Regions from separate parts of the Homo sapiens genome. Here region 1 is linked to region 2. A link is an interaction called in ENCODE POLR2A ChIA-PET data of the cell type or tissue named here. Cell type or tissue: MCF 10A. All regions are shown on one strand. Each heading gives the region's core, and the rest is flanking DNA. Links, peaks and the distances in the headings are about the cores only. Region 1 overlaps C1orf21 (chromosome 1 open reading frame 21). Region 2 overlaps C1orf21 (chromosome 1 open reading frame 21).

The links. Peaks named below come from ENCODE experiments on the same cell type or tissue, not always from the same donor. Only the 100,000 strongest peaks of a DNase experiment are listed, where the experiment ranks them.
Region 1: POLR2A ChIA-PET joins it to region 2 with 13 read pairs; 4 of 35 experiments call an interaction of 5 or more read pairs at or near these places.

The regions. Positions count from the first base shown.
Region 1 is chr1:184,537,095-184,553,385 of GRCh38, forward strand. All of the region lies in intron 3 of C1orf21 (chromosome 1 open reading frame 21), which reads left to right. Among named protein-coding and RNA genes, the nearest start is that of C1orf21, 160 kb to the left of the region's middle. In MCF 10A, for the core only: no CTCF peak of the experiment used is centred there; a DNase peak (open chromatin) is centred at 8,677.
Region 2 is chr1:184,585,954-184,602,244 of GRCh38, forward strand. C1orf21 (chromosome 1 open reading frame 21) reads left to right here. Exons shown (of 6, transcript NM_030806.4): 4 at 4,786-4,862; 5 at 12,448-12,508. Among named protein-coding and RNA genes, the nearest start is that of EDEM3, 160 kb to the right of the region's middle. In MCF 10A, for the core only: no CTCF peak of the experiment used is centred there; a DNase peak (open chromatin) is centred at 9,878.

The DNA.
Region 1 (16,291 bases), core at 5,208-13,207, 49 kb before region 2:
TTAGATACAGCTGCATGTTTGGGTTTTTTTAATTGTGGTAAAATTCACATAACAATATTAACCATCTTAATAGTTGTGTACAGTTCAGTGACATTGAATGCATTCATAATTCTGTGTATCTATCACCATCATCCATCTCCAGAACTCTTCATCTAGCAAAACTGAAATTCTGTACCCATTACACAGTAACTTCCCATTCCTCCTTCCCCACTGTCCCTGGCAACCACCATTCTATTTTCTGTCTCTATAGTTTTAACTACTCTAAGTGCCTCATATAAGTGGAATCATATAATGTTTGTCATTTTGAGAATGGCTTGTTTCACTTAGCATAATGTTCTGAAGGTCCATCCGTGTCGTATCCTGTATCAAAATTTCCTCTTTAGCTTCTCCTTTTTAAGGATGAATAATATTCCGTTGTATGTATATACACATTTTACTTACATGTTCATCTGTCAGTAGAAGCTAGAGTTGTCTCCATGTTTTAGCTATTGTGAATAATGCTGCTTTGAACATGGGTGTACAAGTATCTCTTCAAGACCCTAATTTCAATTCTTTTTATTTTTTCTTTTTTTTGAGACAGAGTCTCACTCTCCTTGCCCAGGCTGGAGTGCAATGGTGTGATCTTGGCTCACCGCAACCTCCGCCTCCCGGGTTCAAGCTACTCTCCTGCCTCAGCCTCCCGAGTAGCTAGGATTACAGGCATGCGCTACCATGCCGGCTAATTTTGTATTATTAGTAGAGACGGGGTTTCTTCATGTTGGTCAGGCTGGTCTCGAACTCCTGACCTCAGGTGATCCGCCCACCTCGGCCTCCCAAAATGCTGGGATTGCAGGAGTGAGCTACCGCACCTAGACCCTAATTTCAATTCTCTTGGGCACATACCCAGAAGTGGAATTGCTGGACCATATGGAAGTTTGATTTTTAATGTTTTGAGGAGCTGCCAGAACTGTTTTCCACAGTCGCTGTAACTTTTCGCATTCCCACCAACAGTGTACAAGAATTCTAGTTACTCTGCATCCTCACCAACACGATATTTTCTGGGTTTTCATGAGAGTAGTCATCCTACTGAGTGTGAGGTGGTAATTCATTGTAGTTTCAAATTATATCTCCCTGATGATTTAGTGAGGTTGAACATCTTTTCATGTGCTTATTAGCCATTTGTATATCTTCTTTGGAGAAATGTCTATTCAAGTCCTTTTCCAATCTTTCAATTTAGTTGTTTGCTTCTTTTCTTGTTAAGTTTTAGGAATTCTATATATATTTTGATATTAATCCCTTAATAGATATGCGATTTCAAATATTCTTTCTCATTCCGTAGGTTGCCTTTTTATTCTATCACTCATATCTTTTGATGAACAAAACTTTTCATTTTCATGAAATCCAATTTTTTTTCTTTTGTTGCCTGTGACTTTGGTGTCATTGCCAATAAATCACTGTCAAATGCAATGTCATGAAGCTTTTGCCTTATGCTTTCTAATAACAGCTTTATAGTTTTAGTCCTATGTTTCGATCTTTGATCCATTTTGAGGTCATTTTGTACATAGTATTAAGTAAGAGTAATGTCATTCTTTTGCATATTGGTGTCCAGTTTTTCCAGCACCATTTGTTGGAAAGACTCTCTTTTCTCCATTGAATGGTCTTGGCAACCTTGTCAAAAATCATTTGACCATATATACAAAAGTGTATTTCTGAGTTCTCCATTCTATTTCATTTTATATGTCTACCTTTATGTCAGTACCACACTGTTTTGATTATTGTAATTTTGTAATTAAGTCATTTATTCTAACAGACTTTTTTATTGTGTGTGGAATCCTTAGCGTTTTCCAAACATAAGATTATATTACTTGCAAAAAGAAATGTTTACTTTTTTCTTTACAGTTTGAATACCTTTGATTTCTTTTTCTTGCCTAATTGCTCTGGCTAGAACTTCCAGTTCCATGTTGAATTGAAGTGATGAAAATGGGCATCCTTCCCTTGTTCTTGATATTAGAGGGGAAGATTTTAATCTTTCACCATTGAGTATGATGTTCACTGGGGTTTTTCACATGTGGCTTTTATTGTGTTGAGGTGATTTCCTTCTACTACTAGTTTGTTGAGTGTTTATCATGAAAGGGTGTTGAGTTTTGTCAAATGCTCTTTCACCATCAATTAAGATGGTTATGTTTTTTTCCCTTTATTCTGTAAATGTGGTATATTACATTGATTGATTTTTATATGTTGAACCATCTTGGCATTCTAGGAATAAATCCCACTTGGTCATGGTGTATAATCTTTTTACTATGCTGAATTCAGTTTGCTTGTATTTTGTTGAGGATTTTTGCATCAATGTTCATAAGAAATATTGATCTATAATTTTCTTTTCTGTAGTGTCTTTGTCTGGCTTCCGTATCAGGATAATGCTGATCTTGTATAAATAAGTTAGTAAATGTTTCCTCTTCTTCAGTTATTTAGAAAAGTTTGAGAAGGATTGGTATTTGTTCTTTAAATGTTTGGTAGAACTCACCAGTGAAGCAATCAGGCCCAGGACTTTTCACAGCTGCATGTTTTAACCTTTAAATTAAAGTGAAAAAATCCTGCAAAGTTTCTTTATATGGTATGGTAGTCACTTGACATGGTCACTAGTATTCCAAATCTCCTCCCTCTGGGTCCATGGGCACTTCTTTGCCCATTGTGACCACGTGACTTGTTTTTCCAGATGAAATGTGAGTGGAGGGGATATGTGTCACCTTTAAGGGGAAGTCTTAAGACCCAATGCAGAATTCTACAATCTCCATTCTGCCTACCATGGTGACCTGCAAAGTTCCAGATTTCTGATCTCTTTCAATCTGCATTCCTGAATAAGGACATGACACGGAGCAGTGACCCTGCTGACCTGTGATGAACATGTACCCACGAGTGAGAAATAAACCCTTGTTGTTTTAAGCCATTCTGTTTTGGGGATGTTTGTTACTACAACATAACCAAACTAAAATACCTCACCTATGGATAATGAGTGGTAACATGTCAGGTACTACTTAGTTTTTGAAAGTGAAGTCATTAAATAAAGATCCATTATTGTTAATAATTGTTAATAAATGCCAGAGAAATCCAGTGCATAATGCATGTATCTTTTACCCAAATACTAAAAACTAGTGCTCAAATTATTAGTTCAATTTAGTTGTTATTGTTCTTTCATGGTAGTTAGTAGTAATATTTTAAGTAAATGTATATTCACAAATTGCATCTTAACATAATTTTTAAGTTATAAGATGTACCAAGATTTTAAAAGAGATTGACAGACTTATGATACATCTTTGATTCTGGCAGCATTGGTGGCTATAGGAGTTTTTTTTGTTTGTTTGTTTTGTTTTTTTTTTTGAGACTGGGTCTCGCTCCTTCCTCCAGGCTGGAGTGCAGTGGCACGATCTCAACTGCAACCTCCACCTCCTGGGTTCAAGCAATTCTCCCACCTCAGCTTTCCGAGTACCTGGGACTACAGGTGCATGACACCATGCCCGGCTAAGGTTTTGTATTTTTAGTAGGGACAGGGTTTCGCCATGTTGGTCAGGCTGGTCTTGAACTCCTGACCTCAGGTGATCTGCCCACCTTGGTCTCCCAAAGTGCTGGGATTACAGGCGTGAGCCACCGTGCCCAGCCAGGAATTTCTAATCTAGTTTTAGAAAAAGTTTATGAAGCTAAAAAGTTATTTTTGTAGTTCTGATGCCATGCAATTTGGTGACTTTTTGATCTGTACCTGTAAATGGTATTGCCACAAATAGCGTAAATGCCATCATACCAGTTTTTTCTCCAAATGTTTATTATTTTTTAACCATTTAAAAGAATTATTTCATTTATTTGAAAGCCAGTTCCAAAAACAAATGATAATAGCTAACAATTGTTGTATGCTTCCTGTTTGCCATGTGGATCTAAGTGGTCCATATGAATTATCTTAAAAATCTTCATAACAATCATCATTTACCTGAGGAAACTGAGATATAGAGAAACCAATAAATGTACTAAACCCCACATAGTTGGGGGTGGGTATGAAGGAATTGGGATTTAAAGACATGTTGTCTGTGACATCTGGCCTCTTGGAGAAGGGTGGGATCCCAGAACCACTTATGTCTGTTGTTGATTTTGTCCAAGTGTGAAGGTAGCAGTACAGATGAAATATAAATTATACTTTTTTCACACACAGCCAGTGTGTTATTTTCCCCCTCAGGACCCCTAGGTTTTATTTTTTGCTTGTTTATTTAAGCAAATATCTTTAAAATAATGACTTTGAGCACCATCCTCAATGATCATACTTTCTTGTCATCATTAGAAGAACCAGCCTTGACCTCGCCATCTACCACATGCCTCCACCCCAGCACACAGAATTATGACCTCACCTCTTCTTTAGGTCTCCAGCTAAGGCTGTTTATAAGTGGCCTGTCTGGATGTCTTCAGGTGACAGATATGGATATATATCTTGTGCTCAGACCCTGGCAGAAATGACAGGGAGAAAATATGTGATTCTTAAATATTTACGAAGAGATCTCATCATGGTCCTCTGAGGATGTTAAGAACCCAAAGAATCTTAATTGTTTACAGTGCTCTCCCATTAAAACTTTAAAAGCAGTGGCCTGGGTTTCTTCTTTCAGAGTGGACCTGGCACTCCAGAGGGAAAGCTCATTTGCTTGATTGGCTTTTTGGGAAAGGTGTGCCAACGAATGTGTTTTCATTTAATAATCTGGAAACCAGGGGGATCACGGACTGGCGTGCAGAGTTGCTCAGCTAGAAGCGTCTGAACTTGAGTGGGAAGGTGACAGGATTCAGTGTGGCTTCGGGCCGGTGTGGTTTGTGAGCTTAGCCAGCTATCCTATGACAGTTTTACAAGTATAGAACTCTTGAATATGCTGAAGTTGAATATTCTGGGAAAGGAAGGGCGAAGGTGATTGAACTGTGCTCTTGTTTTTGCTTTCAGGCAAATTCCTCTTCTATACCGGGTGCAGTCATCTTTAGCTTGTCAGTTATTGTCACAACTTGTTGGGAAGATCATCAGCTTAGCCACATAGAGTTGCCTAAATATTTGAGCAGAAACCCCAGCCCTTCTGCAGGGTCTCACGTGAACATCCTACCAGATGTGGGGATATCAAGGTAAAAGACAGGGCAATTCATATAATAATACCAACAGCATACACTATGTGCCAGGCACAGTTCTAAGCACTTTACATGTCTTAGGAAAAGGTTTTTCGTATCCTTATTTTAGAGATGAGGAAAACTTAAACACTTAGGTAACTTGCCTGGGGTCACACAACCAGTAAAGAATGGAGCTAGATTCAAACCCAAGCAGGCTGGCTGCAGTAGCCAGAATGACCCAATCGTAGTTCACAGTAGTATTCACTCAAGGGATTCAGTAGGATCCATAATGATTCATAGGACAGAATGCATATCTCAACAAAACATATGTTTGTTTTGTGTTGTCTGAAGGTTGTAGATGAAGTACCTGGCAAGCATGTCAGAATTCTGAGCTGCCACTGGATGAGAAACTTCCATGTCAGAGAATCCTTTCTCCTTCCTACATGGAGAGGTGGTGAGTTAGTGAGTACAATAAGAGATAGTGCTTATACGTAGATGAGTTATTAGAAAATCTTTATGGAGCACACGCTATGTGTGGAGCATGTGCCAGTAACAAGACAAGGATGATTGTCTTTGTGTCTCTGAGAATCCAGCAGACCTCTAGGGAGAAGAAGGAGAGTTCACTTCAATGAGCCCAGAGTCCCTCACTCTCCTGGCTTTTTGGAGACTGCCTGCCTTCCATAGCCACATTATCCTAAGGGAGGAAAGAAAGAGTTAACATTCCATGGCCTTATCCAAAGCCTTCTTTGACTGTTATTGGGAAACAGTGCTTTGGGGGATGATACTGCTTAGTGCAAATAAAATGTCCTCTGGCCTGAACCTTAGAGAACCCTGAGCATGGCATCCACCTTGCTGTGGGAACCAACACTTTAATTTCCTTTCCTCTGGCTCAACGCCTGTAATCCTGGCACTTTGGGATGCTGTGGCAGGAGGATCAGTTGAACCCAGGAATTCCAGCCTTGGCAATATAGCAAGACACCTTCTTCACAAAAAAATTAAAAAATTAGCTGGGCTAGGTGGTGGTGTGTGCCTGTGGTCCCACCTACTCTGGAGGCTGAGGTGGGAGGATCACTTGAGCCCAGGAGGTCAAGGCTGCAGTGAGCCATGATCACCCAGCCTGGGCAACAGAGCAAGACTCAATCTCTTACAAGAAGAAAAAAAAAATCTTTCTCTGACCATTGTAGCCTGGGAAAGTAACAGTAATAATTAAATTATATTGTCACTTATTCGTCATGTACCAGTGAGAAATCAGCTAGTTAGTTTAATAACCATACAAAGCCTTCTGAATTGTTTATTTATGTGATTAAAGACCATTTGAAATCATCTAAAACTATTTGTCTTGGTTTTTGGCCCTTGGTATCTGGGAACTTCTTTCTAGAATTTCTCTGATGTGATATGTCCACTGTATCTTTATAAGAGGTAGGTTTATTTTTATAAAAATGTTATCACTTCTGGCAGTAGAAACAGGTATATTTGATAATTTAATGAGATGTCATCAAGAATAGTGTTTATTTTAAAAAATACTAAATATACATTTGTCTTCATTATTATGGAACTTGGGGTTGCTGGTGGTAGGAGACTTACAATGATTTCAGATGCTTTTCTCTAGCAAGGAGTATTATTTTTGCTTCTCTCAAATATCACTGAGTTCCAGTCTTCTTTATAGCTTTTCATAAAAGATCATTTTTTTTCAGAACCATTTATTCTCACCAGGAACTAAATCCAGATAAAGACATAGTTGAGTTCATATTTGATTTGAGACTATAGTGATGTTTCATTTAAGTAGCTTTGGAAAACACAGACATTTGGTTGCCATTTGATTCTGGTTACTTACTCTAGTTTGTTATCGAACTTCTGGTTCAGCAACATTAAAGGGAATTAACACTTGAATTTACATCTCTTCTGATTTGAAGCTCATGGCTTGAGGTTCAAGGGCACGCCTCTTATTAAAATCATTTAATGTTCTATACATTTCCGAGAAAGTAATCAAAATCAGACACTCTCACTCCTAGACTCAACTTCAGTGGTTATTTCTTTTATAAAATTAATTGCTTAATGGGAATTTTAAATGAAAGGCAGTGGTTTAGAAGTTGAGGCAGGGTGGCTCAGAGTCTCTTATTGTGTAATGAATCACTTGAACCCTACCATGCACCTTTTCCTGTGCATTGCTGATGAAGCCTGGTATGTGCCCCAAAGAACTTTTGAAATTAAAAAAACACAGGTCAAAGCAATCAGATGCCATTTTTCACCCATTTAGTTTAGCAAACATTGTTGAGTTTAATAATTTCTGATGCTGGTGAGGATTTGGGGAAATCAGAGCCCTTGCTGTGTTAGTGGCTCCTCATTGGTAGATAATTTATCAATATCTTTCAAAATGTTTAATGCATATACCATTGATCTACGTAGTCTACTGCTACGACTTCACCATACGTGATGTATTAGTTACCCAGTACTACATTACACATTACCACAAAATTTAACAGCTTAAAACAACAAATATTTATTATCTCATACAGTTTCTGAGTTCAGGAATTGGGAGCACTTTAGCTGGGCATTTGTGGTTCAGGGTCTCTCATGAAGTTGCTGCCAAACTGTGGGCAGCAGCTGCATTCATCTCAAAGCTCAAGTGGGGCAGGGGAATTCACTTCCCAAGCACACTCATGTTTGCTGTTGGGAGGCCTCAGTTCCTCACCACCTGGACCTTCCGTGGGTGGCCTGAGTGCCTTTATGATATACATGCTGGCTTCTTTCAAAGCATATAAACCAAGAGAGACAGAGGGAGCCAGTCAGAGAGCACCCAAGGGGGAAGCTGCAATCATTTATAACCAAATCTTGGAAGTGGCCTACCATTATTTCTGCTGTAGATTATTGATCACATAGACCAACCCTGGTACAGGTACAGTGTGGGAAGGGATTACACAAGGGTGTGAATCTTAGAAGCTGGGGTCCTTGCAGGCCATCTTGGAGTCTTCCTACCCCATGAGGCTACTCTAAAAACACAAAAGCCTGAGCTGTGTCACCAAGCTAAATGACCCTCTTTATGCTAAAGAATGATCCATCATACTGTGGAATGTGTCGCACCTGTTAAAAAGAATAAAAAATCTGTATGTGCAGATATGAAAAGATCTTTAAGTTATACTATTAAGTAAAGAAAGAATCTGTAATAGTGCTATATGGCTTGATATATTTTAGATAAATTTAAAATATATACATGTAATCTGGTGTAGCATATATTTTTTTTTCTAGAATGAAAAAGTGTTTTGCATTTTTCCCTCCCTCCCTTTCCATAGGGAGAAATTTTTAGAAATTTAGAATTGAGGCACCTAAGTCTGTACCGATGCTCGTGTTCCCTGCCTGTCTTCAGGGAACTATACAGATCTTTATTTTCCAAGTCTCAGGGCTGTTCGGGCCATAACTACTCCTATGCTCGCCTCAGATCTTCACTTGAAGCTGGTTTTCCTGTTGTGCAGTGCACTAAGTGACACACAGAGGCTTTCTGCCTCAGTGTCTTCAGCCAACTGAGCAAGAATTCTTGTTGCAACAAGTTTTGCAAGTTCCAGGGTTCTTGGTCTGCCTGGAATCTCATGAATCATTAGATTTTTGTCTCACTTAGGTTCCCTCCCAGCTTGCTATCCTATTTAAAACGCCCTTTATTCCCAAGCAGGCTCTTGAGGCACTACCAGCCTGACTCTGATTTCTTCTAGAAGCAGCATGTTTCTTCCTAGCCCTAGGGTGAAATGCTTCAGTGGAAATTCTCCTTCGATTATGAAGTTGCAAAGTCTGTCCTTCGGTCTGCCAACTTTTCCTTCTTACTATCTGTCAAATCCTGATTTATTCAGTAAGTATAAGTAAATCTGCTAGACACCTCCATCTTGCCCTAAGTCTGGTTATTTCTTTCATTACAGCATATCTATGGCTTTCTTCTTAATTAATTCACTTCATAAACATGGATTTAGCAGGCTGGGCACAGTGGCTCACACCTGTAATCCTAGCACTTTGAGAGGCCAAGGTGGGCATATCACTTGAGGCCAGGAGTTCAAGATGAGCCTGGCCAACATGGTGAAACCCTGTCTCTACTAAAAATATAAAAATTAACTGGGCATGGTGGTGCACACCTGTAGTCCCAGCTACTTGGGAGGCTGAGATGGGAGGATTGCTTGAACCCAGGAGGCAGAGGCTGCAGTGAGCCGAGATTGCACTGCTGCACTCCAGCCTGGGTGAAGGAGCAAGACTCCATCTCAAAACCAAACAAAAAAATGCATTTAGCATCTATTCTGTGCCAGACCCTGTGTTAGGGACTGGGGATAATTGTGAGCAAAAAGCCATGGTTACTGCCCTAATGGATCTTACCATCTAATGGGAAACTCTGATACCACTTAATTATACATAGATATCAATGACTACAGACCACAGACTCTGTTAAGTCTATGAATGAAAAAGCCAATTGCATGTGTAAAGCAGGGAGATTTATAGGGTCAATGATATGATATGCATGCCTTTGTGCACATAAGAAAAAGCCATCCGCTCTCAGAGGACAAAACAAAAGGCAACCTCCAGGTATATGAAAACCTGTAGGCACATGGTTTGGCAAGCCAGTGGAGTCTTTTCCAGTTCACATAAAGGACTGGAAAAAGTGTCCAGCTGGACAAAGCCCAGCACTAAGGTGCATGGCTTGGCCAGTAGGGCAGCCTCGCCATCCCCATACTTGACTCTACACCCTGATTTAGAGCACAGTTGACCCAATCTAATGCACAGGCCTTGGAAATCTGGCTGATCTGGAGGATCAGGGAAGGCCTGAGATGAAACCTGAAGAATGAACAGCAGTAACTAAAAAATGGGAGAAGGGTGATGGGCAAGACCATCAAGAGCCTTTCAGGCAGATAAAACTGCAGTTAAAAGTCACCAAAGTAGGAGAGAGCCTGGGATATTCCAGGAACTGAGTCTAGAGAAGGAGAATGAGGGCAAGAGTAGGTTGATACAAAGCCGGAGCAGCCAGAAGAGGCCAGACCATGCAGGGCAGGACCTCTGAGGACAAGTTAGTAGGGCTGGATTGAGCATGGTCTTGAATGCCTAGCTAGGGAATTTGAACTAGAGTATTGTTCTTTTATTTATATCAGGGTCTGAATTATTCTGTTTCCTTTTTTGCTTTGAAGTTTAATCATTCTTTGCTTATTTAAATTTGTGTTTATGATCCTACTTCCTTGCCATTTAAAGATACATCCAGACTTTTTTTTTTTTTTTTTTTTGGTCTCTTTGCAAAAATGGCATGCATGCTCAAGGCAAGTCTTTGGATTTGCTGCTGGGAACATGGTTTCTGAAAACCACAGGGAGGAAATCTAGGAAATCACAGGGAAGCTCTGTTTCCTTCCCCACGAAGCAGTGTACACGTGTGCACGCACATGCACATGAACACAGGAATGTTCTCTCTCACATACAAAGTTGAGAGAGTAAAGCCAAATGTGTTTTCTCTTTTATTTTGGCAGCATTTTAGATATTTAAATTTTTAGCTATCTTAAGTTAATCTAAAAATTTGAATAGATGAAATGAGCATATCCCATCCTTTATGAAGAGAATAATCAAAATACTGGAGTATGCTCCTCTCTAGAAAAAAGGTGTAGGGAATATCAGACAAGAATCTCAGTAACAGTTGTTTGACATTCATTACAATCTGAAATGTTGACCCAGGGCATCAGAAATGTGCTGCTCCAAGGCAGACAAGTTATACCATTGGAAATGGATACCTGCTATGGCCACGGTGGCACTGGCTGCTGTCCCATCAGTACCCACTTGACCATCTCCTGCTCCTCCTGACCATAGCAGAGGCTGCTGCAGACTAGCTGAGGCTTTTACTCTGTGCTGGGCCTCACAACCTGGTCTGTTTCCCAAAGACCTTGTTATACCTTCTGGTACCCTAGGCTGTGTGATCTTAGAAAATGATAATCAGGTGATACAAGATACTGGTTAGGCAGGTAAATGAAGGTGCCTCTAGGAAGTATAGTAATCCATATCTCAAATCCCCAACACACACACACACACACACACACACACACACACACACACACTCACACACTCACTCACACTGTAGTTAGGGAGCATGGGCTGGTTAAATTGGCCCTGAAAGAGGAAGTGAACCATCTGGCAGTGGTGCCTGACCCACCTCAGTGTTTCAGTGGGAACTTGCATTTATTCATTCATTTTATACCCATTGCAGACTCTTTTTTTTTTTTTTTTTTTTGTTGAGACGGAGTCTCCCTCTGTCGCCCAGGCTGGAGTGCAGCGGCGCGATCTCCACTCACTACAAGCTCCGCCTCCCGGGTTCACGCCATTCTCCCCATTGCAGACTCCTTAGAGAAGTCTACCTGGACTCTACACTAAGCACTTAGCCAGAATGGGCAGTTCCCAAGAGGTCTGTAGACAGAATTCAGGGAGTCTGTGAACTTCCATGAGAAAAAAAAATTACATCTTTATTTTCACTAACCTTTAATGGAAATTTTAGACTTTTGATTTGGACAAATTTGCAGGGTACTTTCCTTTGGAGAAGGAACTAAAGTATTCAGCAAATGACACCCTAATTGTGAATGTAGGCAACAAGCCAGTAGTAATAGCAGTACCTGTGACTTTTCAACAGTAAAAGTCACGGTTGTTTTCATACCACGTTAAAGTTGTTGAAATATTAATGCTCATGACTCCTTTAAAATTACCATAGTTATCAGACCCACTAGTATATCTTCTTATTTAATACATTAATAAAGAACATATATTACTCTATCACAATTTTTTCCTAAAAATATTTTGATAATTATTATTTCTTTATAATTTTTGTCCTTTCTAGTGCTATGTATTTGTTTTAGGAATTTAAAAATACTATTCTGAGAAGAGGTATATAGGTTTTACCAGACTGTCAGAGGAGTACATGGCACAAAAAAGCTAAAGAACTCCTGGGGTGGTGGGCTCAAGTCCTGCTCAGTCTCCTAGCCGTGGAACTTTAGAATAGCAACATCTGAGACTCAGTTTTGTCATCTGCAAAATGGTTTAAGATGAGTGATGATTTTGGTGAAGTGGGTGAGAATCTCAGTCAAGGGATGACTTCTTCTTCCTCTGGTTACATTAAAAAGTGTGACGCCTTCTTTAAAGTACTTTGCTTTTAAATTAATGAAGTAGAATCATTAAGAAATCACCCGAAATCTTCAAATCTGTTTATTTGCATTTGTCTTCTCAGTCAACAGCAGTGTTGTAAAATATACTAAATTTATATTTAAATATATGTATTAAATATATAAAGTTACATACACTAACATTTTTACCTTTTTAGTTGTTGCATTTTAAAATATTTTGTAGTCTCTAGTTTTCTGGTAAGGAGATAACATTGTATTCCTTACTCATACTTTTCCCTATGATATAACATCTTTTGAGTTTTTTTTTTCTTTTTGTTTGATTGTTTTTGTGATGTGTAAAAATTCAGGAGTGGAGCAGCAGGGAAGGAAGGGACTGCCAACCAGGCAGTTCTGGAACATTCCAGGTGTTTTTTCTCTAGTCTATCACTTTTCCTTTTAATGAAAAATTCATCACTACAGTCCCAATATGAGTAATCTTCCTATTTATTTTTATGTATACAAATAATATACATAAATACTAGATTTAGATAATGTATAAATGTTTTTATATTTCACTGAAAATATCCAATCATACACAGACTGTCTGGCATACAATGGTTTGATTTATGATTTTTCAACTTTACAGTGGTGTGGAATCATTCTGTTTTTCACATTCAGCACAATATTCAATAAATTACCTGAGATATCAGCACTTAATTTTAAAATAGGCTTTGCGTTACCTGATTTGGCCCAACTGTAGGCTGTTGTCAGTGTTCTCAGCATGTTTAAGGTAAGCTGGTTTAAGTCATGATGTGACAAAATGTAGTAGTTGGTTGGGGTTGTTATAGATATTTTTCCTTAAAGTCCCAGTGACTATTGAATCTTGTTTTGTAAAAACAAATAGTATAAGTGTTTAAGAATAAAAAAGATTTAATATCAAGGAACGCATGTAGTGCTAGATGAGATTGTAAAGGTTGTTATTGTCTATTTTTGAAAACCTTTTAGGAAAGTAAATTAATTTGTTTTAATTTCATGGACTGCTCAGTTTTCTTCACCCAATACAAGAAAAAAAGAGGCAAATTATAATACTATTTAGAACACATTTGCTAAATTTCTCTTTGCTGCCTTCTTAATTTTATCTGGCAGGGCTGCAAGACAGGAGTTACAGCAGTAGACCTGGCTGTCGTGAAGTGATTTCATCTCTTCAAGTTGTGGAGATTTTATGTTTTGTTTGTTTCTTTGTTTGTTTGTTTGTTTGTTTTTTGAGACAGGATCTCATTCTGTCACCCAGGCTGGAGTGCAGTGGTGCAATCCTGGCTCACTGCAGCCTTGACCTCCTGGGCTCAAACGATCCTCCAACCTCAGCCTCCTGAGTAGCTGGGACTTCAGGTGCATGCCACCTAGCCTGGCTAATTTTTCCATATTTTTTGTGGAGATGGGGCTTCACTGTGTTTCCCAGGCTGGTCTCAAACTCCTGGGCTCAAGTGATCCTTCAGCCTCAGCCTCCCAAAATGCTGGGATTACAGGCATGAGTTGCCGCACCAGGCTGTCTTCTGGTTTTGTAAAGATGGATTTCCTGGACTTGGTTAAGCCATAACTGGCTGTCTAGAGGTTGAGATAGTTCAGTCAGTGACATGATGAAATAAAAAAGAATTTTTTGATAACAAAATGGTTTTAGAGAGGATAGCTAGGAAACATTTTAAAAGAGCAACGAAGAGAAACTTGCTATTTCAAATGTAAAATATATAGTAAAGCTAAAAACAGTTTAGTGCCAGCATAGGAATCACATAGAACAGAATAAATAGCCCTTGAAATGCACAGACAGACAGCATACAGACATATATGATCCCTGGAATACAGCAATCCCATGGAGAAGAGGTAGATTATTCAGCAAACTACACCAAAATAAACTCCAGGCGAATTATTTAGAGAACTATGTGTGTATTTTTTTTAAATCATGTTTTTAAAAAATCCAGGAGAAAAAAATGACTACCTAACTAATAATGGGATGGGGAAGTATTTTTAAATATAAAAGCAGTGGAAGAAACCACAAGGGAAAGAATTCTTTGTCATGTTTTAGTGAAGATAAATTTGAGTGTGAGGAACAAAACCAACTCAAATTACCACAAGTAAATGGAGAGTTTACTGTAAAGTGATCTTGGATTAACCTCAGGGCAGGGACTGTCATTGGGCTGGACCTTCTCAAGGCTGAGATAGAGAAGCAAGGCTAGATTCTGGAAGGACCAGGATCTGGGCACTGAATCTGAGGATCTTCCCTCACTGGGCTCATCATTAATATAGTTTTGTTACATCAGCTGTGTCTGCATCTTTCTGGTTAGCTGCCCCTCCCCGTGCCAATCTACCGTGTTTGGCAAGAGGGTGGATCCATCGCCTCATCTGGGCAGAAATGAATTGGACAGAAAGGGGCTTTGGGGGTCCAGGGTGCAGTGGCTCATGCCTATAATCCCAGCACTTTTGGAGGCTGAGGTGGGAGCATCACTCGAGGCTAGGAGTTTGAGACCAGCCTGGACAATGTGGTAAGACCACATCTCTACAAAAAATAAAATTAGCCGGGTGTGGTGGCATGTGCCTGTAGACCTGGCTATGGCTACACCACTGTAATTGAGCCTGGGTGACAGAAAGAGACCCTGTCTTAAAAAAAAAAAAAAAGGAACCTTGAGGTGATAGAATTAACGTTTTTTTAAAACAAAAAGAAAACAAGAGGGCTTTGGGCAGGCTATGGATGATTCATTTGCATACACAAATTTGAAACTTTTTACATGAAATAGTACAGTAAACATTTAAAAGATAAATACTGCCCAGGAATACTGTTGCAATACCATAGTAACTGCAACAAATATTACAGGAAAAAAAATTAATACTTTTAACATAGAAAGTGTTTTTGTCAGACAAGAAGGATATCCCTAACACAGATTTTTAAATGGGCAAAGGATAGGAATAGATAATTTGCAGAACAAAGAAAATAGCCTGTATGGAAGGAAGGTAGAAGAATAACCTTATAGTATATAGTTTAAAAATGCAGATTTAAGAAAACAATCAGATACTTTTTTTCCTAAGAAATTGGCAACTTTTTTGTAAACTTTTTTGTGTGTTTTTAAAATCACACTGTCATTTCTGACAAAAGTAGAGGAGTCAGGCACTCATATTCATATACTGCTGCTGAGAGTGTAAATAGCCACAACCTTTCTGGATGAAGATATTGCAAGCCCAAAAGATGGTCATGTTCAAATTAATAATTATTTTCCTAGGAAGAGGGAAATCAAAGAGATGTACAAAGATGGTTACTACAGCTTTATTTGTCATGGTGAAAAAAAGGGAATAACCAAATTTCCCAGTATTACCCGGATGAGTAATTAATGGCTTATCCATATAATGAGATAGTATAAACCACCAAAAAAGCATTTGCTCAAAGAATGATTACATAATTCCAATTTTGTAGATAAACAGCAGAGAGAGAAAAAAATGACATAGGAAACATTCCAAATTTTAATGGCACTCAATTGGTAGGATAACAGATGATTTATTTTCTACAATGAAATATTGCTTTGGTTATAAGAAAAACAACAGCAACAACATATTTGGTATTTATACCAAGCAAAATGTACATTTTTGTCATTTGGCCTAGAGAAGAGACATGTCTGCTCAACAATGAAGTTATTTCCATGAATTCTGGCATATTGGTTAAGAAGGACTCAGAGAATCCATCTAAAGCTCTTGGTCTACTCCTGGTGGTCATAATAGGTGCTCAATAAATGTCTGCTGTGCATGTCTACAGGGCCCTCAAGTCTAATGAGGATGGTTTTTCAATTCTTAATACAATCTGGGTACGACTTGTCACAGACACGAGGATGAGGGATGGTGTATTTTTTTTGATTTTAGAATAGGAAAAAAACCATTTAGTTCTAACACTGTTTATTCGTAAGTCCAAGGGGGGGAGAAACTAATTCCATTTTTTTCTTGAGAATATCTGCTGGATTTCCATTAATAATCCTAGGCAAAGAAGTTATTTCATAGGTTGTCTTTAAATGATTTTTAAACTAATTTAGAACTCACACATAAGTTTCATTCTATTTTTC
Region 2 (16,291 bases), core at 4,939-12,938:
AACGATTTATATTCCTTTGGGTATATAATCGGTAATGGGATTACTGGGTCAAATGGTAGTTCTATTTTTAGATCTTTGAGGAATCACCACACTGTCTTTCAAAATGGTTGAATTAATTTACACTCCTACCAACAGTGTATAAGTCCACAACTTCAATAGCATCTGTTATTTTTCGACTTTTTAATAGCCATTCTGATTGATATGAGATAGTATCTCATTGTGGTTTTGATTTGCATTTCCTGATGATCAGTGATGTTAAACTTTTTTTCATATGATTGTTGGCTGCATGTCTGTCTTCTTTTGAGAAGTGTTTGTTCATGTCTTTTGTCCACTTTTTTTTTTTTTTTTTGAGACGGAGTCTCGCTGTCGCCCAGGCTGGAGTGCAGTGGTGCAATCTCGGCTCACTGCAGGCTCCGCCCCCTGGGGTTCACGCCATTCTCCTGCCTCAGCCTCCCGAGTAGCTGGGACTACAGGCGCCCGCCACCTCGCCCGGCTAATTTTTTGTATTTTTAGTAGAGACGGGGTTTCACCGTGTTAGCCAGGATGGTCTGGATCTCCTGACCTCGTGATCCGCCCGCCTCGGCCTCCCAAAGTGCTGGGATTACAGGCGTGAGCCACCGCGCCCGGCCTTGTCCACTTTTTAATGGGGGTTGTTTGGGGGTTTTTTTCTTGTAAATTTGTTTAAGTTCCTTATTGATGCTGGATATTAGACCTTGTCAAATGCATAGTTTGCAAAATTTTTCTCCCATTCTGTAGGTTGTCTGTTCACTCTGATGATAGTTTTTTGTTTTTTGTTTCATTTTGTTTTGCTGAGCAGAAGCTCTTTAGTTTAATTAAATCCCATTTGTCAATTTTTGCTCTTGTTGCAGTTGTTTTTGATGTCTTTGTCATGAAATCTTTGTCCATTCCTATGTCCAAAATGCTGTTGCCTAGGTTGTCTTCCAGAGTTTTTATAGTTTTGGGTTTTACATTTAAGCCTTTAATCCATCTTGAGTTAATTTTTGTATATCGTGTAAGGAAGGGGTCCAGTTTCAAGCTTCTGCATATGGCTAGCCAGTTATCCCAGCACCATTTATTGAATAGGGAATCGTTTCCTCATTGCTTGTTATTGTCAGGTTTGTCAAAGATCAGATAGTTGTAGGTGTACAGGCTTATTTCTGGGTTCTCTGTTTTGTTCCATTGGTCTATGTGTCTGTTTTTGTACCAGTACCATGCTGTTTTGGTTGCTGTAGTCCTGTAGCATAAAGTCAGGTAGTGTGATGCCTCCAGCTTTGTTCTTTTTCCTTAGGACAGCCTTGGCTATTTGGGCTTTTTTTTTTTTTTTTTTTCGGTTCCATGTGAATTTTAAAATAGTTTTATTCTAGTTCTGTGAAGACATTGGTAGTTTAATAGAAATAGCATTGAATCTATAAATTGCTTTGGGTAGTATGGCCTTTTTAACAATATTGATTCTTTCTATCCATAAACGTGGAATGTTTTTTCCACTTGCGTCATCTCTCATTTCTTTGAGCAGTGTTTTGTAGTTCTCGTAGAAATCTTTTAGCTCCCTGCTTAGCTGTGTTCCTAGGAATTGTGTGTGTGTGTGTGTGTGTGTGTGTGTGTGTGTGTGTGTGTGTAGTGAATGGGACTGCATTCCTAATTTAGCTCTTGGCATGACTGTTGTTGGTGTATAGGAGTGCTAGTGATTTTTGTTTTTGTATGGTTTTTTTTTTTTTTTGAGATGGAGTCTTGCTCTGTTGCCCAGGCTGGAGTGCAGGTCATGATCGATTCTCCTGCCTTAGCCCCCCAAGTAGCTGGGATTAGAGGCACACACCACCATGCCTGGCTAATTTTTATATTTTCGTAGAGATGGAGTTTCATCATGTTGGCCAGGCTGCTCTGGAGCTCCTGACCTCACATAATCTGCCTGCCTCAGCCTCCTAAAGTGCTAGGATTGCAAGCATGAGCCACTGTGCCCAGCCACGGTATACATTGATTTTGTACCTTGATTTTGTGTCCTGAGACTTTGGATGCATATCTTTTTAATAGCCTGTGTGATGAAATGGGAAGTATGCATAAAGCATTTCTTCTGCATGTCCAGGTTAGACGGTTATCATGGAGAAAAGCACCTCTATAGCTGATTGAGTTGAAAGCTGAACTAGGCATTGTTTTTTATAGGACATCTTCTCTATTTTAAAAATATATATCTCTGGCAGATAAATTATGGATATTCAGACCTGGTATTTGGTAAATCATTTTCTTAAAAAAGAGTAAGGGAGCCTGACACTTCAAGAAAAATAACTGACAGTATCTCTTGCCAGTGATAAAATTCAAACTTTAAACAAAATCTATAAGTTTGGAAAACTTATATTCACTACCATGAGCTTGACAGCTTCAGTCAATGGTTTTCTGATGAGATTGATGGTGATTTTAACAAATGGGATTTTTTTATGTTGTACAATGAAATGTGTCAAAATTTGGAGATTATAGGTAAAAGGGTCTTGACCCTAAAAAGTTTGAGAAATGCTGAGCTAGTAGTGAACAGCATGGAGTTTGGGGCCAAACTGCTTGGGTTCAAATCCCTGCGCTACTGCTTATTACTTGTATGGTCTCAGGTAAGTGCTTCACCGCTGTATGCCTCAGCTTCCTCATCTGTAAAATGGGGATAATAATGGTACCCAACCGTGAGAGGTATTGTAGGCATAAAAATGAGTTAATATATATAAATATTAGTGAATGTTAAAATGAATTAATATTTGGAAGTGCTTAGAATAATGCCTGACTTACAGTAAGTGCTCAGTGAGTGGTTATTATTGGTCTTGGTGAGAGAAAATTTGTAAAACTGAGCAAACACATTGTAAATACATAGTAGAAGAAAGTTTTTTTGGAATTATATGGGAAATCCTAAACTGCTTTTCTTCCTGTTGCCTCTGTCTCACTTTTGGCCCTGGAAGCGCACTCCTGGGAGTGATGCGTTACTGAGGGCCGGCTTCTTCTCAGTCCTGCTTGTCCATTGAGCCTCTGTTGTTTGGGGAGATCCTTCCTTACTTAGCAACCACAGAATGGGTTTTTAAGAAAGACTTGCTGAGGCAACATAATTTTCAAGGGTACAGTTAAATAAATGGAATATAAACAACATACCACTGTATATCCTTTGCATTTTTAGAATTAGAAGTCACTTTCCTGCCTCAGCAATGTTTAAAATTACAGTGCATTTCTTTTAAGCTCAAAGAGTTGCGGAAATTATGTGAAAGAGAAAGAGGATAAGGTCTTGTTCATTTTCAGTGTTTAATCTAAGACAACATAAGATTTAAAGGAGAAAAGGACCAACTTGGAAGGAACTTACGCCTTCAGTCCTACAAAGAGACTACATTTGAGCTATTCTTACCTCTAACTTTTAAAAACACGTGAATGACTTTTTGACATCGTTCATTCATTCACCAGTATTTGCTGAGTGCCGCTCATGAAGTGCCAGGCCCCTTACCCCATGTGGTAAAGAAAGGACATGGGCCCTGCCCTTCTGTTGTGAGTGCATTCGGGTTTTCTAATTTCTCCCACCTGCTTTGTAAAAGATTAGGAGTGTTCATCTACTGTTCCCTGACATACGTCAACAGACAGAACAATATGTTTTATCCTTCTTAAATGTTCATGAAAACATTCTGAAGTTAGTATAAGGTAAAGAAGGTAAGATAGACTGCAAGAAACTTATGATTGTTTCTTTTCCTAAAAGAAAACAAACAAAATCACATATTTTTTGGAGTACTGATGATAGGCACATAAGCTCATGTTTGATAGTTAATAACAAACAACTAGAATATGTAAGTCATTGGAGTTTCACTGACTTAAGTGGCTTCTGCTGTCCCAGGAGAAATAGGACCTCAAAAAGAGCTCATTTGGGGACCATCTGTTTTATGTGTCATCCCACATCACTCTGCATGTGATGAGAATGTTGCATCGGCCCATGGCAGTTTTTATTCCTCACTCTAGATTTGGTCTTTAATTGTGGCCTTACCTCAAGTTCCTCGAGTGTATATAGTCACCTGTTACATAGGTTCAGAGTGGTCTTTCCTTTCATTTCAGGGGTATGTTTTGTGAGCAAATTATAAAGCACCTTGAATATCTTTTTAAGATAACGTTGAAAAATGCAGAGCAGTAGTATTATTGAGATCATGTCCTTACTGATATACTAGCATTTTAAGATTTGAGAGTATTTCCTTCCCATGTGGCTAGTTATTGGGAATAAGAAATTAGGTCAGGCTAAAAGCCAAAGAAGTGTTTCTTGAATACAGGCTAGGATTGAATTGTAGTAATTCAATTGAATTCAATCTCAGCATTTGTCGTGGGTTTTAGTCATGTTCCTGTTCCTGTCACGGCTAGGGCCTTCAGCAAACTTTACATCTCAGTAAGTGCAGTTGTCTTTTACAAATAAATTGCACGGAAGTCAGTTAACCTGAGCAAGTGAACAAAGGCTGTGATTGTATTGCTGCTGTTTCTCTTGATACTAGATCTTCTGTTCTTTGATTCATTACTATTAGTGTTAAAGAATTAAATATTAACTGTACATTGTTTTCTAAACAGAGTCATAGTTGTTATAAAGCTAATTTCACTTTTCATAGCAGTGCTCCCTGTTTGGCAGGTTCTACCTGTTCTGTGTGTCATCTTTGCAAGGACTTTTGCCCTTGTGAGGTAACCAGCCGTAGTATAGGGCCCCAAACAGATTGAACGTTTGTGTGATGAAAACTCATACACTTGTTTAATTGTGGATTCTAATCCTGTCTTTCACATGTCTGTGTTTATGTGTTTCAGGAAAAAAGTGCCAGCTCAAATGTAAGACTTAAAACTAATAAAGAGGTTCCGGGATTAGTTCATCAACCCAGAGCAAAGTAAGTTCTAGTTTCTGTTTTCCTTATATAGTCGGCCTTCCATATCCATGGATTCTGCATCTGTGGATTCAACTACCCATGGATCAAAAATATTCAAAAAATAATAATTCTACAAAGTTCCAAAAAACAAAATTTGAACTTGCCGCACACCAAGTACTATGTTGAATTCATGTGAATGAAGTGATGTGTAGGCACTTCATTAGGTATTATAAGTAATCTAGAGATGATTTAGAGTATATGAGAGGATGTGTGGGGGTTATGCAAATTCTATACCATTTTATATCAGGGATTTGAGAATCTGCAGATTTTGTTATCTATCTGCAGGGAGGTCATGGAACCAATCCCCCACAGATACCAAGGAACAACTGCATTGTTTTTAAAGCTAAAAATGTTTTCAGAGTGAGTTCCATTTTGCCTACCAGATAATCAAGATCTAATATAAAGCTTTAGTAATTGAGAAAATGTGGTTTGGTGTAACAGAACAGAATAATGAAAACAGACCTACAATACATGACAAAGCTGACTTTGTAGGCCAGTTAGAAGAAAACAGAGGAGACTATCACTATGACCATGAGGTAGGGAAGAATTTTGCATATAAGACACAAAGGATGTAGTTCTTAAGGATAATCATTAATTAATATGACTGCACTAAAATTAAGAAGCTCTTAAAGCTCTTAAAGGTAAAACCCAAATGTCCATTGAAAATATAGGTCGGGCATGGTGGCTCACGCCTGTAATCCCAGCACTTTGGGAGGCCAAGGCGGGAGGATCACGAGGTCAGGAGATCGAGACCATCCTGGCTAACACGATGAAACCCCATCTCTACTAAAAATACAAAAACTTAGCCGGGCATGGTGGCGGGCTCCTGTAGTCCCAGCTACTCGGGAGGCTGAGGCAGGAGAGTGGCGTGAACCCTGGAGGTGGAGCTTGCAGTGAGCAGAGATGGCGCCACTGCACTCCAGCCTGGGCGACAGAGCGAGACTCCATCTCAAGGAAAAAAAAAAAAAAGAAAATATAATGGGTAACTAAACTGTGGCATCTAAACTGTGGGAATACTATACATCAGTGAAAATTAGTGCCTATAGGTACACATATCATGATGGAGGAATCTCATAAGGATGAGGCAGTAGAGTAAGCAGCGATACATGCCTACATGTGGTTTCATTCATATGAAGTCAAAAAACAGACAGAACTAAGGCATATGTTGTCTGTTAGTATATGGTAAAACAATAAAGAGATATAAGGAAATGAAAAGGCATTAAATTCAGAATATTAGTTATTTCTGACCAAATGGAGGACAGTGGAACCAGAGGCTCTATTTCTTAATCTGGGTGGTAATTACATGAATGTTCAATTGTTATTTTGCAAAAAAAATGTACAAATAACATTATATGTCTTCTGTGTGTTAGGTACATCACAATTGGAAAGTTAAAAAGAAAAGAAAAAAATTAACTTGAAGAAAAAGATTATATCACGTGAGGATCTATTGAGTGCCTAATACATTTTCCCACTTACAGTAGAAACTTGAAAATATGATTGTTGATTACCAACAGATGACTATCCCGAAATGTTTCATTTAAAAGGTCATTGCATGTTCAAAAGTTAAAAAACAATAATGAGTAGTTTTCTAGATTGTTCTAGAACTGACTCTAACCTTAATGATAAAATATATTTTGTATGACTTTGAAGCCGTCCTCTCCTTCAAAGAGGCTGTGTTATCCCAGCGGCTACAAATCTCTATTAGTGTTTCACCTAAATGGAGACAAATTTCCTGAGAGTACCGATGACACTGGTACATTTGACACAGGCACCCCAACCCAAAATAAATTTGACTATTACATATGTGTATTGATAGCCCCATAAATCAAAATCATAAGCAGAAGAAGGTATGTTATCTCTGGTTCTTCCAGAAAATTGTGACAAAAATTACCTAACTCATAATCACTTTACCCTGGCTCAGTGTCTGTGGAGTCGCTGCAGCTATGGCCACTGTGGTGTCGCAGTTAGGAGACCTCAGGGGGTAGGTAATGGGCTCTGTCATTCAATTTTTACTTTCAAAGAAAACTGGACATGTTAAAATCCACTTACCATTTACAATGTCAGTGTAATGATGCGGCTGATGTTTTCACCCTCAGGTGAATGTTGTGCTATGGCCGCAACCTCCCTAGCCCACCTTACTGCTCATCACGTTCATCCACTTTATCTGCCTTTGGGGACAGCAGATATCTGATAACACAGCCAAACCACCTTATCATCCAGGATGTCTGAAAAATGCTATTTTAAAATGCTTCCCTTATCTCAGAGTTATAAAGAGAGATTGAATGGAGGAGAATTTCTCTTTTCTGTTTGAAAGAATACTTACTTAACATTGACACCCTGAAGCAGCACACTTCACAGACTGGCATGTGCTGAAGCTTTCAGAGGAGAAAATTCTGTTTTCCCCACAGCAGCATGCTTGTGTGTGTGTGTGTGTGTGTGTACACACACATGTGTGTATGTATTTCAAACTGTGAACAGAACATTGGATTCCTGGAATTCAATTAAGAAATCTTTCTGGAGGGCCAAGAGAAGAGTTTTACTTTTCCTACTTGCTGACATATAGGATCAATTTACTGTACTGATGCATAAAATAAGATGAGGCTTCTTCTTCCCCATGAGTGGAAGGACAATCCCATACCATAAAGGCAGATCATCCTCATACCACCATGAAGGCATGTCATCCTCATACCTTCATTTAATGCTTTAGTTTGATATCAGGCAAGTGACCTATGTCTTTGAGCTTCAGTTTTCTCAGAGAGAGATTGAAGTGAAAGATCCTGTCTTGAGCTGGAGAACAAATGAAATAGGGTATACCCACTGCTTATGGCATTGTCTGGCACTTGGTAAAAATGCCTTAAATATTAGAAATAACCCAGATGCCTTTAACAGGAGGTTGCGTGAATGCACCACACTATAGTCACACAATGGGATATTAGTCAGCAGTTCAAACAAATGCACAGCAGCAATGCGCAATATTGAATGGGCCCTAGCAGTCTAATATTACAAGAAAAGAGTAAGTCCTGAAAGATTACATAGAACATGACGCACTCTATAAAGTTAAAAACAACTGAAATAATCTGTCTTTTAAAGGCACACAAAGAGATGCATTAAAACTATATAAAAGCGAAGTGAGGGAGTGATAGTTACATTGGGTTGTGGGAACACACACGCAGATGGGAACTCACATGGAGTCAGCTATGGGTGGTTGTCAAGGTCCTCACTTTTGTTTTTTATTTTGGTTTCACAGGTGTTTATTATACTACTTTAAAAAAATAATTAACAAAATAAATAAAAGTGAGCTATGCATGAACTACTAGTAGGAGTCTGTCACAGAATGAGGGTTAGGATGAATCTACTTCCCTGAGGTCCAGTTGAAAAATGATGATCATGAAGGAAAAACTGTGTTCAGGCCAAGATTTACCAGGAACCCACCTAGTAATTTAATTTCATTTTTGCAGGGGAGGAAGAACTTTACCCCAACCCTCTCAGGATTTCTGGCTGGGCCTGAGAGTTAAGTTGACATGAGACAGATTTAACAGGAGAAAAGATATCAATTTCTACATGTACATGGGAGCCCCTATGAGAAAATGAAGACCCAAGAAGTGACAAAACCCACATATTTGTATACTAGGTTGAACAAACAGAAACAGTTATGGAAAAGCAGCTGAAATATGTGGGGAGACTAAAGGAAGAAAGGAATTATTTTAACAAAGTCTCTTGGTACAGAATTCTCTTGGCCTTGACTCCCTGTCTCTGGTGATAAGAATGTTTCTTTCCTCCTGGTGTGGGGAGGGCATTGTTCACATGGGAGTTTCATCTCCTTCTTTCAGGAAGAAAAGAGGAGGTCAGAAGTCCCCTCCTGCACCTGCTGTTTCCAGTTGTCTTTAGCTCAAAATAGTCCTTATGCTAAAGTAAGCATATTTTAGGATGGCTTATTCTGCCAGGCTTCACAGGTGAGGTATTAGGGAATTAGGACTTTGCCTTCTCATACTTTGGGGCTTAGCTTTTTATCATTTGCAGATTTTATTTTTTTAAGACACCAAAAGCGAAAGCCCCATATCTTTTAGCTCTAAAGCCCATTTTGCCCACCATTCATTAATTTGTTTACTTTGCATTAAGATGCCATTGTATTGTCATCCCTAGTCCCATGAAGCTGAGAAGTCTCAGGAAGAAGAGTGTTTGAGGGTGCAGAGTTAATTCACAAGAGCTTTGCCAGCGCTGACCAAGGGCACAGGGAGTGCTCCAGTGCTGCATTGAGTTTTCCAAGGTTGTTTTAGTTACGAGAGAGAAATAGGAATTACTAAAATTATTGAGCCTTATTGGTTAAGTCAGGTACCAATGTGCAGGCTTTTGTAAGTGAATGCTAGTGAATCTTTTGTAAGTGAATCTTAGAATCAATTATTCATCCTTTATGAACTTAAGTCATAAACAATTCAGTGATCCTTTTCTAATATCTTGAAAAAAGAAAAGCCAGTGAGCTTTTCCTCCTCATCTCCCCCACTCACAATCATCAAATTGTGCATCAGAAAGGATTTTAGAATCAAGTCTTTATGCAGGAACTGTTTTCTACAGTGCAGTTTGTACTCTTGAAGGTAAACACATATTCATGGTGCTGTGTGGATAAGTTTCTTTCACATGGGAAGAGGGGACCCATGTTTATCTAGACAGGAATCAGTTGATATGGGGAAATTTTTATTTCATCAGAATAAAAATTCTGTCCCTGCCCCATTGAAGAGATTTCTCTTCTTCTCCCTGAAACAATCCAATGGAGAACAGCAGAGTAGGCCTCATGCTTTCGGATGACACCATATCTGAGACGATGCACAGGTGACCCGTGTGGGCATTTGCTCCCCCGGCAATGTCTGACACACTTCCAGTGACAATGCAGGTTATCTGGAGGAGCCTGTCTGGTGCATCAAGCTTCCTTCCATTCAGTCTTTCCTAACACAACCCATGCACCGTACTTCAAGATGTCAAGAGAGTGACTCAGTCTGGTGTGTGACTCTTCTTCGTGGGTTATGAAATGTGGCAAAGGCAGGCAGGCATGTTCTAATGTTCTTAGACAAAGAAAAAGCAGGCAGCATTTCTATATTATGGGACAACACAAAACTGAAATCGCTGAGAGTTTTGTGGTTGCTTTCCTACATAAGCATCCCGAGGTCCTTAGCCACCACTTTTGGTCTCAAGCTCCTGATAGGGATCCCGACCCTGTGATAAGTGCATTCTTGATCGCAGAGGTTGCAGATACATTTGCAGAGTTACTTTTGTTTAAAAATGCCCCCTCTTGTCCCTCTCATGTGCATGTGTATGAGTACTGACCAAACGTTGCAGTTTTCATGTTGTGGTATTTAAATAAAGGAGCTAATGGAAGTTAGTGACAATCATAGACAGTAGAAGGGACATCAGTGACCAGCCCTGGTTTTATAGATGAGGACTCAGGCCCTGCACATCACCCCTGCTGACAAACTCTGCTGCTTCAGCAAGGGGTCATGAATCACATGAACTTAAATAGGGGGACTCTGTCAATTAATTAAGAAATATTTTTGGCCCTCCTGCTATATTCAAGGCAATATAATGCTAAAACCTCCAACCAGAGAGTTTCCACAATGAACGTCAAATCCTAAAAATGCCGTTTTTTATGAGGTCCCTGGAATATTTTCTAGGGCAACATTTCTGGGGCAACATATACATACGGTTATCTATCCAGTTACCTATATTAAGAGAAAGAGATCTGGCCAGGCGCAGTGGCTTACGCCTATAATCCAAGCACTTTAGGAGGCCGAGGTGAGTGGATCACCTGAGGTCAGGTGTTCAAGACTAGCCTGGCCAACATGGTGAAACCTCATCTATACTAAAAATACAAAAAATTAGCTGTACGTGGTGGCTCACGCCTGCAGTCCCAACTACTCGGGAGGCTGAGGCAGGAGAATTGCTTGAACCCAGGAGGCAGAAGTTGCAGTGAGCTGGGATCGCACCACTGTACTCCAGCCTGGGCGAAAGTGCGAGACGACTCTGTCTCAAAAAAAAAAAAAAAGAAAGAAAGAAAAGAAAAGAAAGAAGTGTTTATGAGAGAGATCCTCTATTATAAGAATATGAAATTTAGAAAGATTTGCATCCAACGTGGCTCAAATAAAAAATGTTTTGGTGCTTGAGACGGTGAAAACATAAGGAACCTGGGAAAACTCAGCTATGCAAACTGGCTTTTCTGCCCAGGATCCTACAGAGAGGAGACAGTTTAATGTACTCTCATCATCCCAGATTCTGTTCTGCCTTTCAAACCTGCAATAAGAGAGGGCGTGTTTCCCAAACAAAACGTTTACCTTATTTGAATGATCAGATAAAGGGCAGTAAAATTACGTGATATATGTGAAAGTGCTTTGTAAACCATGACAATTGATTAATGGAATCAGATATGTACATTGTTTTCCTTTGATAACCGAGTTAATGTCATTGCTCACAGATTTTAATGTTGCTTTTATACAGAGGGGACCCCCTCTGAGCCTCAGGCCCCACTGTCTGTCACAGGAGGCCTGGAGGGTTTCAGGTCACTTGTGCCCCTCCTTGTGGCCCCTAAAGGATAAGGCATGATGGTAAAGGGTACATTTCACCACACTTGGATATGAAGGGAAGAAGCCATTCCAGAGCCCACCCCCAGCCCCCTCCTTCAGACAGGACAACCAGTAGGCACTGATAGTAACTAAAGGAAACTCTGTGTGATAACGTGTCTTATCCAGCATCCTTCACCTCCTTGAAACACCCACAGCTATCTGCTAGGTAGAAGCAACCGTCATTAAGACCATGGCCCATTAAGACTAAGTCCTATACTGCCCCATGCTCTTCCCATATGTAATTCATCCCTGCTGTCCTTACCATCTTATTTTGTCCCCACCAGCCTTGTCAGCCGTCTCACTAAGAAGGCTGTTAAAAGTCACAGGACAGGAAACACAGAGCAAGTGCTGCTCAGACATGCGTCCTCCCACGTTCCAGTGGAATTGTGTTTTCAGAGGTGTATCTGCTGCCACCAGTGCAGAAAGTGCTCAGTAGTAATATCAGGTCATCTGTATGTCCTCAGCTTGTTTGCCACCGGCCCACACCCATAGTCAGCTGGAGATCATGCTGATACTGATAACCTTTGTAAAATATATATTTCAATACAATAACTAGGATACATTTTCTTTTTTATTTTTTTCAATACACTGTTGAAATATGCCTTATGCTGCTTGCTCATGCTTTTTTTTTAAATCACAAATGTGTATCTGAAGAAACAATTTGGCATTCAGCTCCTAGTAACATTACTATAAATAGCATCTGTACATTGAAAGGAAATTGTCTTCCTTTAAGTCATAGGCACTGATAGACAATTATGAAACACATTTGCAGGATTACTGTACTGTTTATCCTTAATGTAACTTCAGAGTATTTCAGTGGAAAAGTCTGCAATAAATAAATGTCTTCCCCAAAGTTTGGGGACTCTGCATTTTTCCTTTGAGGGGACCAGGTTTAGCAAAGCACTAAAATATGCACTTAACTACCCTTTGTTTTTCAGCATGCACATCTCTGAAAGCCAACAAGAATTCTTCAGAATGCTGGATGAAAAAATTGAAAAGGTAAGAAGTGAAATAAATAACCTACATGTTTCAAGGGAAGTATAGTAATGGCTTCATATGTGAGGGCAATAACATTCTTGTTTCTATGTCATAAAGCTATTTTTGTGAAGGTTTGGGTGGAGAGTTAAATAAAAGTCACCGCCCTTCCAAAATAAAGTGCATGTGAGAATGTTTAAGGTATAATAGACACTCCCAGGACCCAGGACTGTCCTTGCCTATTAAAGTATGTGAAGTCAGTTGGAAAGCAATAAGCAGTCTTTTTTTCTAGACCGAGCATTCTGACCACTGCATGTCATTTTGCACCCAGTACCCTGCACTAACCTCCGACTGCAAGGGGGCCCATAGTACCTGCTGAAACCTATCGAGGGCCTATGCATGGCACTGATCTGAGTTCTTTGCAAGCATGTTATACCTAATTCAATTTATACTTAGGAAAATGGCATTGAGACAGATATTATCTACATTTTACAGAAGGAAACAGGCTCAGAATGCTTGAGTAATTTACCCAGATTTGCAAGGCTAATAGTGGACAAGTTGGAATTCCAGCCCAGGTCTGTCTGACTCCAAAGCAGTGTCTCCAAGTTGCTTCTCTGGTAGTGTGTGGGGATTTATACTGACAGTAAGATACAAAGTCGATCTGTCATAATTAAGAGTTTACATACTTACAGAATTTAAATTCATCTCTTCAAAGGGGTGAATCTTAAATGGTAAAGATACAAATCCGAGTATTATAATTTTTTTATTCTAAAGAAGAGTGAACTTCTAAGTTCAGAACATATCACACTATGGTTAAGGTGTGACAGGCTGATTTTTACCTTTGAAATCTTTCTGTTTTAATTTGTATTTGTTTTTTACTTTGTGTTGTCCTTTTATTTTAGTATTTATTTATGAATTTCTAAGCTATGATGTATATCACTCAACAGAAGATAATGAAGAAGGTCTTAAATTCATTAGTATTATTTAGCAGCAGATCCCACTTTGACATGGACCCTCTGAGAGAATAATTGTATCATCTTCTAAGCCACCATTAAAAGACCAGCAAAGGTCACCAATGCGAAAAATAGAGATGGATAATGAATTAAAATGAGAGTTAAATCTATAATGTTCCCTGGATGTAAATAAATAAATACTTGTTAAAGTATAATAATTTTTTTTTATTTTCAGTGGAATTGTGGCTTATGAATGACTTTTTAAGTTGGAAACTTCATCCAGGAACAGTTGCCAAGTTTCACATATTGGTTCAAAAGCTGTTCAATTTGTCAGTAACCTTTTTTAGTAAAGAGAAGCATAAAAAGAAATACAGGTTAAGTATCCCTAAATCGAAATCCAAAATGCTCCAAAATCTGTAACTTTTTGAGTGCAGACATGATGCTCGAGCATTTTCAATTTCTGGACTAGGGTTGTTCAACCAGTAAGTATATATAACACAGATATTCCAAAATTCGGAAACGTTTGAACTTCAAAACACTTCTGGCCGCAGGCATTTCAGATAAGGAATACTCAACCTGTATTTTCTTCCCACTGAAACGATGAAGATCTTTTCTTCCTTTCTTTATTTGGACTTCCCCCCACTAGCTTTTTGGCAAGAAAAAGATTTGCGTAGTAGTTAGGGGTAGATGGTAAAACTTGAAACCTGAATTTTAAGTTATCTTTTTAAACAACACTTACAAACACTTAAAATGATATAATCTATATCCAATGTGGGTTTTTTTTTTCTTTTTTTTGAGACGAGGTCTCACTTGTCACCCAGGCTGGAGTGCAGTGGTGCAATCTCAGCTCACTCTGGCCTCTGCCTCCCAGGTTCAAGTGATTCTCCTGCCTCAGCCTCCTGAGTAGCTGGGATCACAGGTGTGTGTCACCACGCCCAGCTAATTTTTGTATTTTTAGTAGAAACAGGGTTTCACTGTGTCAGCCAGGCTGGTCTCGAACTCCTGACATCAGGTGATCGACGCACCTCAGCCTCCCAAAGTGCTGGGATTATGGGCGTTGAGCCACCGTGCCTGGCCCAGTGTGTTTTGGTAATTGAAATTCTAACTCTTTTTACTCAGAATTGAAGTTCATTGCTCCCACCTGAAATCTGAGATCCCCTTTTGCTTTTGCATCCAGAATGTAGAGTACAACAAAATAAAGAGTAATCCAGAATGTAGAGTAAAACAAAAATAAAGTTTATAACTTGATCATTCGTTGGATGGAAGCTTCCCTGGACAAAAGAGCATTGGTAGATTCAACATAAACACTGTTTCCACTATTGAATACATTTACATTGGAAGAAGAGCTCCTATATCAGCCATGACAGGTACCCAGCTGTAGATTCTTACAGGCAATTTTCTCTCCTCTCTGAGCCATGCTTTCCTGCCTCTCCTCTCTTAAAGCTCATCCTTCCAAATATTTTGAATATGCTATCTTATGTGTCGTTTAAACATTAAGCCTCCAAAAATTAAAATGCTCCTCCTTAATATATGTGTTTGCTTAATGTAGTCTGCCATCGTTTATATAACCAAAATTGAAAGCTGGATTCTTCCAAATTTCTTCCAAATTGTTTTCCTGGTCATTTACCATTGCTAAATATTTATTTGGTCCAGGCTAGCATGAGGACAACCATAAATGCAAGTCAAATCTATTTAGATTTTACAGAGTTGGTTAAAAACAAAAAGAAGATTAAACTCACCTAGAGCTTCATGTTGAGAGATTTGAGTCATGCTGAGAGACCTTGAGTTTTAAGATTTCATCTCTCCCAGAAGTGACTAGTAATTCTTTTTTTCTCCCTTAAATTAATAAGAAGCAAAACTGACTAAACCTATGGAGATGTAAATGTGCCCTTCCTTGATGCAGCCTTTGCATTTATTGGATGTCTTTAGGGCATGGCTTGAATTTACCTTCTAACCTAATTTGTTATTGGATACCAAAAAACAAATTTCTGCTCTATCTCCCTCAAAATAGATGTAAAAGCACCATTAGTATACAGAAACCAGGACTGAAAGGTGGTTTCATATCTATAGTAAAACTTAATTTGCACATTTTGGACTACTCTAATTCAGAGATTGTCACAGTGCAGAGCTGCTGTTTACCTTTGCACCACAGCTGAACAAGTGGTTTTCTAAGAAGTTATGGTGATCAATAAAAAGCAGGTAGCAGAAATGCAATTTAAAAAAATGATTCAGCCAGGCGCGGTGGCTCACACCTGTAATCCCAGCACTTTGGGAGGCCAAGGTGGGCGGATCATGAGGTCAGGAGTTCAAGACCAGCCTGGCCAACGTGGTGAAACCTCATCTCTACTAAAGGTACAAAAATTAGCCGGGCGTGGTGGCACACGCCTGTAGTCTCAGCTACTCAGGAGGCTGAGGCAGGAAAATCACTTGAACTCGGGAGGTGGAAGTTGCAGTGAGCCGAGATCCTGCCACTGCACTCCAGCCTGGGTGACACAGCAAGACTCCATCTCAAAAAAAAAAATAATAAAATAAAATAAGATTCAGCACCTACTGAATACTACACTAAGCATTATGCTAGTTACTGAGGATACAAAATTAGATAGGAATTATAGAGTACAATATAAATAAATAGTAAACAGTCCATTGCTTTGACAAGTTCAATTTTAAAAGTGAATTTTAAAAAAATCTAATTATTTTTCTGATCAAGGAGTACTTCACCCATCACCACCACCACCATCCTCACCCTCACCCTGCTATTGTCACTGAGAGTGAGGTTCTCCTCCGTGGAACACAACTATTTGCCTTCTAAGCTGGTTCAGGGGTTGGAACTTCAGGTCCTTTAACCAGGGATTTG